Linked DNA regions of Homo sapiens: region 1 is linked to region 2. A link is a contact called in ENCODE Hi-C or POLR2A ChIA-PET data. All regions are on one chromosome and are shown on one strand. Each heading gives the region's core, a stretch centred on a gene start or an enhancer-like site at or near the end of the contact. The rest is flanking DNA. Distances are from core to core; before and after follow the strand shown.

Region 1 (6,669 bases), core at 1,161-3,660, 110 kb before region 2:
CGTGAGCCACTGCGCCCGGCCGAGAACTACCACTTATTATTAATGGTGATCATTAATTTTTTTTTTTTGAGACGGTGTCTTGCTTTTGTTGCCCAGGCTGGAGTGCAATGGCACGATCTCGGCTCACTGCAACCTCTGCCTCCCGGGTTCAAGCGATTCTCCTGCCTCAGCCTCCCGAGTATCTGGGACTACAGCTGTGTGCCACCAAGCCCAGCTAATTTTTTGTATTTTTAGTAGTGATGGAGTTTCATCCTGTTAGCCAGGATGATCTGGATCCTCTGACCTCGTGATCTGCCTGCCTCGGCCTCCCAAAGTGCTGGGATTACAAGTGTGAACCTCACCCAGCCTATCTTCAGAACTTCTATCAGATTATTTTGAAGGTGTGTGAACATATTTTTATTTGTTTGTTAAACCTTGAAGGTGGATTGGATTTGAGAAATAGCTACTAGTTGTTCAAGACCAAGTTGGGTGAAAGATAATGGGTCAGAAATTATAATCTGGTAGTCCTCAATTTTCTTTGATTTGCTTATAATGTTTTTTGAGATGGAGTCTCACTCTGTTGCCCAGGCTGGAGTGCAGTGGTGTGATCTCGGCTCACTGCAACCTCTGCCTCCTGGGTTCAAGCAATTCTCCTGCCACAGCCTCCAGAGTAGCTGGAATTACAGGCACCCGCCACCATGCCTGGCTAATTTTTTTGTATTTTTCATAGAGACAGGGTTTCACCATGTTGGCCAGGCTGGTCTCGAACTCCTGAACTCAGGTGATCCTCCCGCCTCAGCCTCCCAAAGTTTTGGGATTACAGGCGTGAGCCACCACGCCCAGCAGTGACTGTTAATTTTGTGTACTGATTTTACGTGTCATCTTGACTGGACTAAGGGATATTAGCTGGTAGAACATTATTTCTGGGTGTGCCTTTGAGGGTGTTTCTGGAAGAGTTAACGTTTGAATCAGTAGACTGAGAGCAAAGAAGATCCACCTTCATCTATGTGAGTGGGCAGCATCCAGTCCATTGAGGGCTTGAATAAAAAGGCAGAGGAAGGGTGAATTCTCTCTGTCCTTGAGCTGGGACATCTATTTTCTCCTCCCCTTGGACATCGGAGCTCCTGGTTCTTGAACCGGTTTCCCTCCCCAACCCCACTCTCAGGCCTTCCACTGGGGACTAAATTACGCTACCGGCTTTCCTGGTTCTCAGCTTGCAGACAGTTTATCATTGGACTTCTTGGCCTTTGTAATCGCATGAGCCAACGCCCGTAATAAATTTCCTCTTACGTTATCTATATATATCCTATTGGTTCTGTTTCTCTGGAGAATCCTGACAAATACAACAATAATGCTTATCATTTAAATATTTATATTATCATAATTATTGTGTTTATAACAATATTTATTAAGCACTTGCTATATGACAGATATTGTATCAGTGTGGTACATGCATTTTGTCTTTAACTCCTCACAACCGCTCAACGAGGTAGGTCCCTTGATTATCCTCATTTTATTTATTTATTTATTTTTAATAGAGAAGAGGTCTCACTATGTTGTCCAGGCTGGTCTTGAACTCCTGGGCTCAAGCGATCCTCCCACCTTGGCCTCCCAAAGTGCTGGGATTACAGGCGTGAGCCACTGTGCTGGGCCTATCCTCATTTTATTTACAAGAAGACTGAAGCTTAGAGGTGTGAAGTGATTTCCCCAAGGACACACACCTGTTTTCCCACAGTTTCTAGCTCTGGATAGGTCTCAGTAACATACATTTTCCCCACTTTCCACTACAGCCACAGCATAGGGTTGTGCATTTTAGGATCTGCACAAAAAGGGAGGACAGAGGAGTGGGGCTGAGACCCAGCCTGGAGATGTTTGCCGCAATATTTTATTTTGCTGGTTCTAGCTTTCTTAGAGAACTCTTAGGATCTTCTGTTTGACTTGAGCCCTGGGCTGCTCCAGTTTACACTCCTCAGATCTCTAAATTTATTTATTTATTTATTTATTTTTTGAGACCAGCTCTGACTGTTGCCCAGGCTGGGGTGCAGTGGCGCCATCTCGACTCAGTGCAACCTCTGCCTCGTGGGTTCAAACCTCAGCTCCTGCCTCAGCCTCCTGAGCAGCTGGGATTATAGATGTGCACCACCACGCCCGGCTAATTTTTGTATTTTTAGTAGAGACGGGGTTTCACCCTGTTGGCCAGGCTGATCTCGAACTCCAGGCCTCATGTGATCCACCTGCCTCTGCCTCCCAAAGTGTTGGGATTACCGGCGTGAGCCACGACGCCCGGCCAAATCTCTAATTTCTAACCTTCCAATCTTCCAGTCGTTTCTTCCCACCTCCGATAGGAAGGAGAGGTGGGCTGCAGGGCAGGAAGAAAAGGCCCAGCTCCCTTCCCCACCAGTTGCTCCTTTAGACCGACTCCAGGTGAGCAGTAAATCAGGCTGGCTGGTGCTCTGGCGGCACCTAGTGGTCCTCTGCGGCAGCACACCATGATGACAGCTTGACAAGACGAATTAAAAGCCCCTTTCTCCAGGAGCTGCTAGCGAGATGAAACGGGCATAGAGGCAGATAAAGCACTGTGGGAACCCAGCGAGGGAGCAGTCGTGGTTTCTGGGGAGTTAGAACTTAGAATTTGGATTCAGCTAGACTTGGATCCTGGTTCTACCACATACTGACTGTGACCTTGGGCAAGTCATTTCATCTCTTTAAGCCTCAGTTTCCTCATTTGTGAGATGGGGAGAATAGTGTCTCTTGATGACCATGAAGTACTTAGCACAGTGCCCAGAACGCTTTGGATATTTGTTTTCGGCAGAAGGGAACTTCGTTTTGTTTGTTTGAGATGTAGTTTCGCTCTTTCGCCCAGGCTGGAGTGCAGTGTCGCAATGTCTGCTCACTGCAACCTCTGCCTTCCGGTTTCAAGCGATTCTTCTGCCTCAGCCTCCCAAGTAGCTGGGAATACAGGCGCCCGCCACCACACCCGGTTAATTGGCAGAAGGAACTTTGTAAGAAAGGCAGGGAGTGGGATGAATGTTCAGAAAACAGAGTAGGTGACAGATGATCCCCCTTCCCTGCTAGAGAAGAGCAAACACAGCTGGTCAGTCCCGTGGAGCAAGTTGGGGCAGGGGCTGAGTCTCTTAATTACAGCACAGTGAGACGACCTAGAACCCCTTCCTGGAAACAGCTGCCCATTCTGGGCTGAGCCAGAGTGCTAAACAGGTTTGCTCACCTGGCCTCTGGCTGCCCTCTTATGCCTGGCAGAAAATACCAACCATCAGCTTCCCACAGGTGCTTCTCTCTCCAGCTAGAACAGAGCAACTCCAAACTCCTCAGAATTGCCAATCCTGACCCTGGTTTCATCTGACCTCCCACTTGTTCCATCTGATTCCTTCCCAGTGCTGGTCCAACACTGATAAGCTTTAGTGTCCGCTTACATGAACTACACTCTCCTGGCTTTCCTCCTACCTCTCCAGCTGTTCTTTCTCAGGCCCCTTGCAGATTTCTTTTCTCTGCACACCCTTACTTAGCACTCTACAAGGTCCTGTCCTATCTTCTTATTCTTTATACTCTTCCTGGGCCATCTTATCCATCGGGTTGACTTTAACTGCTGCCTATATGTTTTCCTGAGTCTCAGACCTGCTTATCCAACTGCTTCTCAGATGTTCCACAGGCACCACCAAACTGACATGTCCCAAATGAAATTATCTTCTTGCCCACAAACCTGTTCCTCTTCCTGTGTGGCCTACACAGCCAGTGGTCCCACCCTCTGCCCTATTGCATAAGCCAAAACTATGGATGTCATCCTGGAGAAGAGACTTCCCTCTCTCCTCCCCGAGAAATATTATCGCCTTGTCCCAGTGACTATACCTCATAGGTGTTTAATCCATCCACCTCTCTCCATCCCCACTGCACCTACCTTATTCAGCATACCATCCTCTTTTGCTTGGGGGTATTGCAACTGCCTCTTATTTTAACTCCTTGCTTCCAGTTTTGCTCCATTGTTTTTCCTCTGTGTTCCTTTCTGGAGGCTCAAGGAGATAACTCATTGCCCAGCCTTTCCCACCTTCTAGAGGCTTCCCACATTTCTTGGTTTCCCCTTCCTCCATCTTCAAAACCAACAAAGTTACATCTTACTGACCATACTATAGTAAAATCTCCCTGTGCTTCTCTCTTCTGTCTTCCCCTTCCACTTTTTTTTTTTTTTTTGATGGAGTTTCACTCTTGTTGCCCAGGCTGAAGTACAATGGTGTGATCTCGCCTCACTGCAACCTCCGCCTCCCAGGTTCAAGTGATTCCCCTGCCTCAGCCTCCTGAGTAGCTGGGATTACAGGTGCTTGCCACCACGTCTGGATAATTTTGTATTTTTAGTAGAGACGGGGTTTCACCGTGTTGGCCAAGCTGGTCTTGAACTCCTGACCTCAAGTGATCTGCCTGCGTCAGCCTCCCAAAGTGCTGGGACTACAGGCATGAGCCACCACGCCCGGCCCCCTTTCCACTTTTAAGGACCTTGTGATTATATTGGGCCTATTAGGTAATGTAGGATAATCTCCCTGTCTCATAATCCTTAATTTAATCAATTCTTCAAAGTCCCTTTTTGCCATGTAATGTAACAGATTCACAGGTTCTGGAGGCATCTTTGGTAGATCATTATTCTGCCTACCACAGACCATTCTCTGGCCCCAGTATTCATACCTGTCTCACGAACAAAATGCATTCACCTTATTCCAAGGTCCCTAAAAATCTCAGCCCATTAAAGTATCAACTCAAAGTTCAAAGTCTCATTTAAATCTCATTAGCTCAAGAGTTTCAGATTTATCATGGATATTATCTAAATTAGGTTTTGGATGAGACTCAGCATAATCTATCCTGGGGCAAAGTTTCTCTCCACCTGTGGACGTGTGAAACTAGAAAATAAGCTTCTGCTTCCAAAATACGATACTGGGTCTAGCATAGGATAACACTAATAGACATTCCCATGTAAAAAGAGAGAAAGGAAGAAATAGAGGAGTCACTAGTCCCAAGCAATTTCAAAATTAAGTTAGACAAACTCCATTAGGTTTCAAAGCCTGGAAATAATACTTTGCAGCTCAAAGCTCTGCCCTCTGGGATCACAGCTCTGTCCTCTTAGTCATTCTTCCTTTTTCATGAAAGGTTCAGCACATGGCTGCAGCTGGGTGGTTTTATCAACTTGTTTCCTGCCTGTAGAATTTGGGGGATCTTATAGCCTTCTTTCATTTCATACCCTCTCTATCCTGTACAGTCCAAGCTCAAGTGTTTCTGCTGGTATAAAATTCTCAAGAACCCCGTGGATCTCTCATGTATGTCACTCCATTAGACAAAATGCTCCTTTGCAGATCTTCGCTTGATAAGCCCGTTTCTATTTCTGTCTTCTGTTGAGGTAGCTGAGGGGATATATGAGTCTCACACTTAATCTCTTCAAAAAACCTCTTATGTGACAGAATACTCTGAACTTTTTTTTTTTTTTGACAGTGTCTTGCTCTATTGCCCAGGCTGGAATTCAGTGGTGCAACCACAGTTCACTGCAGCCTTGACTCTCCAGGCTCAAACAATCCTCCCACCTCAGTCTCCCAAATAGCTGAGACTACAGGCAAGCACCACCTACCCAGCTAATTTTTGTTGTTGTTGTTGTTGTTGTTGTTGTTATCTGTAGAAATGAGGTCTCCCTATGTTTCCTCAAGCTGACCTTGAGCTCCTGGGCTCCAGCGATCCTCCCTTCTCAACCTCCTAAAGTGCTGGGATTACAGGCCTGATACTCTGACCTTTTGATCTTTCTGAGGTATTAGCAAAAGGTTGTCCAGCCACGTTCTTGGCTTTTTCTCTAAAGCACACTTTCCTGACAGTGAATTTCATCATTTTAACGTCTTTTGCATCTGAATAGGCTGAGAATTCCCCCAATCATCAAGTTCTGTTTCATTTTTTGTTAAACATTTCTCTCAAATTATCTGTTTCCTCTCACATTTTACTGTAAGCAGCAAGAAGAAACCAGACCACACCCTTCAACACTGCCTGGAAATCTCCTTAGCTAACTACCCAATTTCATTGTTTTTTTGTTGTTGTTGTTTTCTTTTTGAGACAGGGCCCCACTCTGTCACCCAGGTTGGAGTGCAGTGGCACGATCTCGGCTCACTGCAACCTCCACCTCTGGGGTTCAAGCAACTCTCCTGCCTTAGCCTCTCTAGTAGCTGGAACTACAGGTTCCTGCCACCACGCCTAGCTAATTTTGTATTTTTAGTAGAGATGGGGTTTCTCCATGTTGGCCAGGCTAGTCTTGAGCTCCTGACCTCAGGTGATCCACCCGCCTCAGCCTCCCAAAGTGCTGGGATTACAGGCATGAGCCACCTTGCCCGGCCTCAAGTTCATTGTTTATAAATTCTGTGTTTCATATAACTTCAAGGAACTGGATAAGCTTTTTGTCACTATGTACCAAGGATCCTCTTTCCTCCAGTTTCCCCTAACATATTCCCCATTTCTTTCTCAGCCGTCACCCATAGCACCTTTAACAGCCATATTTCTTCCAAGTCCGTTCATGTTCTCTAAATTGGTTGATATTTTCTTGACTCTGCTCATTACTGATTCCAGAGTCCTCACTGTCCAAGCTGTTAGCATTCACATTTCTCCCAGCAGTCTGATCAAGGCCATACAGGCTTTTCCCATCATGCTCCTCAGTGTTTT
Region 2 (6,381 bases), core at 2,737-5,236:
TGAAAAATCATGGTTTAGTATTAAAGTTCTACTTCTGTTATTGAATAAATTCAGGAGCATTCATCTTTTTCCTTAGTCTGAAACATTTCCCCTTCGTTGGGAACTGCTAACTGTTCATGGGGTGGGTGCCCAGAAGCCAAGTCTTTCTACCATGACACTCCGTGGCCCCTGGTCAAAGCCAAATGATCAAATGATCCTGCCAAAATTTGGAATTTTGAACTGAGTAACACAACTGAAAGTTGCCAGAGCTGAATCATGTTAAGGGTGGTGGTTTAGAGGGCATCTCTCTGGGCATTTGCTTTGTGGTGCTCAGAAATCCGCTGGTTCGTAAACTTTCACAGACTAGGCTAACCAGTTCTTCCTCGAATTCCTGAAGACTCCAGAATCCTTCCAACAACAACAATAATAATAATCATTTTAACTTAGAAAGCAATTCTGGTGAGCTAGTTACTTGCAAATAATAGGGCCTTAATCACAAACCTATGTATAGAATAGTTTCTTATCCCAAAACTATGGCTAGAATCACCTTTATGTGAACACGTTAACAGTTGTGCTTTTACTTTAAAACAAAAGTTTACTTTGACTAGGATACGGGGTAATTAAAAAAATTAAAAAGTGAAAAAGAAAACAAAACTTTACTTTCTTGAAATTATACGATGTGTAACATGTACAGCAGGAACCCAACTTGATTTGTTCTTGCTATGGGCTGAGTGTTTGTATTCTGCCACAAACGAGTATGTCGAAGCCCTAACCCCTAAAGTGACTGTATTTGGAGATGAGGCCTTTATAGAAGTAATAAGTTTAAATGAGGTCACAGGGGTGGGGCCCTGATCTGTTAGGATTAGTGTTCTTAAAAGAAGAGACATCAGAGAGCTCACTCTCCTCAAGCACACAAGAAGAGGTCTTGTGAGCATACAAGGAGATGGTGGCTGCCTACAAGCCAAGAGAAAAGGCCTCAGAAGGAAACCTACCTTGCTCACCCCTTGATCTTGGACTTCCCAGCCTCCAGAACTATAAGAAAATTAATTTCTGTTGGTTAAGCCACCCAGTCTATGGTATTTTGTTGTCAGCCAGTGAAGACTCATACTGTTCCCCAAATGGCTAACTAGTTGTCCTAATGATATTTGTTGAATAATCCATCATTACCCAGCTGCTTTGAAACGCCAGCTTTACAATATACTAAATTTAAATAAAGTGTCAAGTCTGTTTCTGAGTTTCCAATTTCATCTCACTGATTTCCGAGTATATTTTGGCACTAGTTTTATTTTGATTATTTTGCCTCCATAATACAAGGTAATATCTGGTAGGGCAAGTCTGCCTTCATTATTGTTGGAAAACATTATTGGCCATTCTGGAACACTTGCCATACTAGCTAAACTTTAGAATCATTTAGTTTAGTAAAAAGAAAAGTTGATTTTCTTTTTTTTTTTGAGATGGAGTCTTGCTCTGTCACCCAGGCTGGAATGCAGTGGCATGATCTTGGCTCCCTACAACCTCCACCTCTTGGGTTCAAGCGATTCTTTTGCCTCAGCCTCCTGAGTAGCTGGGATTACAGACACACACCACCACACCCAACTAATTTTTGTATTTTTAGTAGAGATGAGGTTTCGCCATGTTGACCACGCTGGTCTCGAACTCCTGAGCTCAGGTGATCCACCCGCCTTGGCCTCCTAAAGTGCTGGGATTACAGGTGTGAGCCACCATGTCCGGCCGAAAAAGTTGAAATTTTGATTGGGATGCATCACAGTTTATGTGAACTGGAGGAAGAGTGACATACTTAGAATGTTCTATTTCAACTCGTGAATGTGTTGTATCACTATTCTCACCATTTAAACAAAAAATTTGGAGTTTTATTTATAATTTCCTGCATAATTCTTGTTTATTCTTAGCTGTATTTTTCTGATATTTTATTATGAAAACATATACATATACAGAAAAATTGAAAGAATTTTACATTACGGCATCCCTATACCACTACTTAGATTCTACCATTAACATTTTATTGTATTTCATGCTGTATTTTTGTTGAGTAGCAGATAGGAACATAGACTGCCTGTGTTCACCACTTGTAAGCCACATGATCTTGGCAAGTTATTCAACTTCTCTAAATCTCAGTTTTCTTATCTGTAAAGTGGGAATAATAATAGTACTTACTTCCAGTGGTTTCTGTGATGACAAAATAAGTTAAAATATGAAAGGCACTTAGGACAGAGCCTCATATTCTGTAACTATTATATGCTAGTGTATTCATCAGCTTGGGCTGCTGTAACAAAATACCATTGACTGGGTGGCTTAAACCACGGATATCTGGCCGGGCGCAGTGGCTCATGCCTGTAATCCCAGCACTTTGGGAGGCCGAGGCGGGCAGACACCGAGGTCAGGAGTTTGAGACCAGCCTGGCCAACATAGTGGAACCCCGTCTGTACTAAAAATACAAAAAATTAGCTGGGCGTCGTGGCGGGCGCCTGTAATCCTAGCCACTTGGGAGGCTGAGGCAGGAGAATCGCTTTAAGCCAGGAGGCGAAGGTTGCAGTGAACCGAGGTCACGCCACTGCAGTCCAGCCCTGCGGACAGTGCGAGACTCCATCTCAAAAAAACAAACAAACAAACAAACAAAAAACCGGAAATTTATTTTCTCAGTGTGGAGACTAGAAGCCCCAAGTAAGGTCGAGTTGGGTTCGTTTCTGACTAGGACTATATTCTAACCTTAATTACTTCCATAAAGGCCTTATCTCTAAATACTCTCCAAATACAATGGAGGTTAGGGCTTCAAGATAAATTTTGGGGAATCCAAACATTCGGTTCATAACAGCTAGCAAGTACTATAATTGTATTCTATTTCCTCATTTGTTGTTTTTGTAAACTGTTGATGTAGAAATGTATTTGGAGTGATGTACTCAAATTTTGTTGGAGGGAGAAAACTCAGCAATAAAACAGCATTACAGTATAATCGCTTTTGTGGAAAATATATAACAATGCATGAAATACGTTGTGTGTGTGCAGGAAAGGTTGTACACCAACTGTTAGCAAGGTTACCGCTGCTTGCTGAAATTACAGGCAATAATTTTTTTGTTTTTGTGTATTTTCTGGCATTTCAGAAATACAAGGTAAGCAATAAACATGAGAACTTTTATTGAATACTAGAAGAGAAAACTGTTGTGGTATTCTTTTAACAATATACCGGAATCCATTCAACTGTCTGCTGAGAATAAATAACTGGCATGTACATAATATTTAGGGAAAGTGCTATGGATTATTTTACACCAGTGTCGTTTCACCAAAAAACGTGATGCCGATGGCTCCCTTTTGTCACGGGTTTCAAAGGCTCACCCTAACGTTCACGTGCATTTTCCCAGCGGAGGAAAGATGGTTGTTCTTCATCAGAGTCTGGGGCCCAAGAACGCAGGCTCCATCTCCTCCCGCAGGAGCCAGGCTGATGATGCTCGCAGGGATCGGATACTGGGAGCCCCTGAACGCAGCCAACCCGGCGCGCACCGGTGGGGGCGTCTGCGCTGGCGGAGCGGCTCCCCGGGAGGACGCTGGGAACCATGCTCTAGCCAGCCGCTGCGCAGGCGCACTGGGCCCCGACTGCCCGCCGCAGCGCTACGTGGGAGCTTGGCCGCGCAGTGCCGGAACCCGGCTGCAGCGGTGGGAAGGCGGGGGCGTGCCGGCCCAGCGGGGAGAGGGTGAGCGGGTGGCTGTCCCGGGCTTGGGGAGCTGGGCGAGCCGGGAAGCGCGAGTTCCGCCCGCGGCCACCCTGTCGCGCGCGGTGCTCTCCGCAGCCCCGGAGTCGTGCTCAGACAAAGGCTGGGAGGCTAGGGCCGGGGGCGTTTTGCTTTGTGGGGAGGACTTAGCCTCTCATTTGGGGAGGAGGAGGCGGGGTCTAGCGGTTTCGCGGTTTGCTACAGCCGACTAGTGAAAGAGCTGGGATTCCAAATCCCCGGCTACTTTACACATAATTACTGCCCCAAACAAAGAATTGGGTTGTATTCGTCTCTTTGTGCTTCCTGACATGTGCGCGGTGCTTTGAATTTTGTGGGCTGTGTCTGCCCACCGTCTCCGTGTATCTTTTGGAAACATTTTACAGTGATCCATATATGTTCTAGCGTTCTGCCCTATGACTGAGCCTCCTTAGTCCTTTGCTGATTCTAATGTCTTCTGCTCAGCATCTGCAGGGGCTGCTGAGAGTAAATACTTGGCGCCTCCAGCTGCTGGCCAAGGAGACAGATGGAGCTCAAGTTGGGAGATACGCCCTGAGAGCCGATGATAGACACAAGTCCAGATCTCGGATTTTGATACTGTATGTTCCCTGGGTTCCTGAGAGAGGACATTGAGGAGTAGGAGTCGGCGATTAAGGAGATCGGTACAATTGGGAAGCCTCCTGTCAGAGCTTCCAGCAATTTCCTCATCAGAGGTGGACAAGCCCTATGGGCTAAGACAGAGGGTCCTCAGAAAGGAGTGCGGACGCCGTCATGCTGCAGCAGCTCCTGATCACCCTGCCCACCGAGGCCAGCACCTGGGTGAAGTTGCGTCATCCAAAGGCGGCCACGGAGCGGGTGGCCCTGTGGGAGGATGTGACTAAGATGTTTAAAGCAGAAGGTAAGAATAAACTGATGGGTGGGAGGGAGGAAAAGCAGTCCCCTCTAGTGTGAGAAGGAATGAGTCACTTGAGTGGAAGCATCTCTTAGGGAGACGAGTGGGTGGAGGGTTTCCGGAGTTGTTGATTGTGGCTCCTAGTCTGGGGTTTTCCTAAGTAGTGGTGGTCTTTTCAGCCTAGGACCAGTATTTCAGTGTCATGGTTATGTATATTATTTATTTTCATCTTTCCCATGGCCATGTGGGGCAGGATGGACTTAACCTGATTTTTCTTATTCTAACAGTGGGGAAATGTAAATCAAATGGGAGGCCTGCCCAGGGTCACACAGGAACTTGGTGGCTAGGTCAGAAAGAGAAGCAGCAGGGGAAGTACCAGGTGAGCCTGGAGTAACTTGTGCTAGAAAGCAAGGAAGAGCTTAAAGACTATGGATATGTGTCAAAAGAGGCCAGGTTTAAGGGTCTCTCACTCGACAGATTTGGGAAAGCTTAAGTATCCAAACTGATGGTAACACCTTGAATAAGTAAAATTCCACATGATCACCTTGACACTTAAAATAGAGAAAGACGTGGGGGGGGGGGAATTCATTTGCAAACATTGGAGGTAATTAATACACTGATTCCTTACTTTGAAAAATAGGTTATTATGGGAATGAATGTGCATTTACCTTGCCTTTTAGATCCTCTTCAGTTGGTGAGGGAAAGCTTTTTACAGAAAATGCGTGCCAATAATGAAGGTAGAAAGAGGCCAGGTGTGGTGGCTCATGCCTGTAATCCCAGCAATTTGGGAAGCCAAGGTGGGCGGATTGCTTGAGACCAGGAGTTTGAGGTCAGCAGTTTGAGACCAGCCTGGCCAACATGATGAAACCCCATCTCTGCTAAAAATACAAAAATTAGCTGGGCGTGGTGGCACATGCCTGTAATCCCAGCTACTCGGGAGGTTGAGGCACGAGAATCGCTTGAACTAGGAAAGGGGAGGTTTCAGTGAGCTGAGATGGCGCCACTGCACTCCAGGCTGGGTGACAGAGCAAGACCTTGTCTCAAAAATAAATAAATAAATAAATAAATGTAGAAAGAATGATAGAATCTTTTACCGTAAATAAAATAATTGAAAGGTTAATGGGGAACAGATACTCACATGATATCAAAGTATTATCCCCTCAAATTACTTACTAAATGGCAAGGAATGAACATAATTTTCCAATAGTGAGGTGTGGTGGTCACAGTTTTAATCAAATGTCTCAGTAATGGGATAGCCGGGCATTTTATACTTTGCAGATACTGTAATATAAAGCACCTGGTACCACCTACAAGGTATTCCTACCAAAAATGTTGAACATGATCCTAAATTAAGTTTAAAGACTGAACTGCTGGTTTACAGAAAATACAGGGGATGGAGAAATGAGATAAACCTCACATTGAGGATACAGTCAGACTGTTCTTGTATCTTAAAAAGACAACATCATGAAGAAAGGGGAAGTACTTATTCTAGAGTAAAAGAGACTAGAGGTAACAACCACTTTGAATGTGTGAGCCTTGATTAACTCCTGGTTTGGAAAAAATCCAGAATAAAAGTTGAGGAAACAGTTGAGGAAATCTGAATATGGACTGAATATTTAGATGATACTATGGAATTATTGTTAATTTTCATAGATTTAATAAATAGTACTGTGGTTGTACAAGAGAAGATCCTTATTTGAAATATTTAGGGATAAAGTATTATGATGCAGACGACTTTGAAGTGCTTCAGAAAAAATGTAGATAGGTAAAGCAAATATGGTAAATATT

What was found. A loop is a pair of places that touch in the nucleus more often than their neighbours do. ChIA-PET counts read pairs that join two places held with the same protein, here RNA polymerase II (POLR2A). Pooled maps may share reads with other maps.
Region 1: a pooled map shows a loop between it and region 2 (2.7-fold over the local background). The contact joins the enhancer-like site here to the promoter of ZFP69B in region 2. A Hi-C loop is called at or near these places in 7 of 50 pooled maps. POLR2A ChIA-PET finds 5 or more read pairs at or near these places in 5 of 52 experiments (HEK293T, Panc1, activated B cell and 2 more).

What each region holds. Positions count from the first base shown.
Region 1 is chr1:40,336,446-40,343,114 of GRCh38, forward strand. No RefSeq gene overlaps it. Among named protein-coding and RNA genes, the nearest start is that of COL9A2, 22 kb to the left of the region's middle. Within about 2 kb of position 2,411, at least 6 of the 41 ENCODE cell types and tissues checked have a DNase peak (open chromatin) inside an H3K27ac peak, as active enhancers do.
Region 2 is chr1:40,446,490-40,452,870 of GRCh38, forward strand. It overlaps ZFP69B (ZFP69 zinc finger protein B), which reads left to right and starts at 3,987. Exons shown (of 5, transcript NM_023070.3): 1 at 3,987-4,599. The coding sequence starts at 4,473. It overlaps ZFP69B-DT (ZFP69B divergent transcript), which reads right to left and starts at 3,550. Exons shown (of 5, transcript NR_198977.1): 1 at 3,331-3,550. RefSeq lists a silencer at 3,606-3,865 and an enhancer at 4,081-5,280.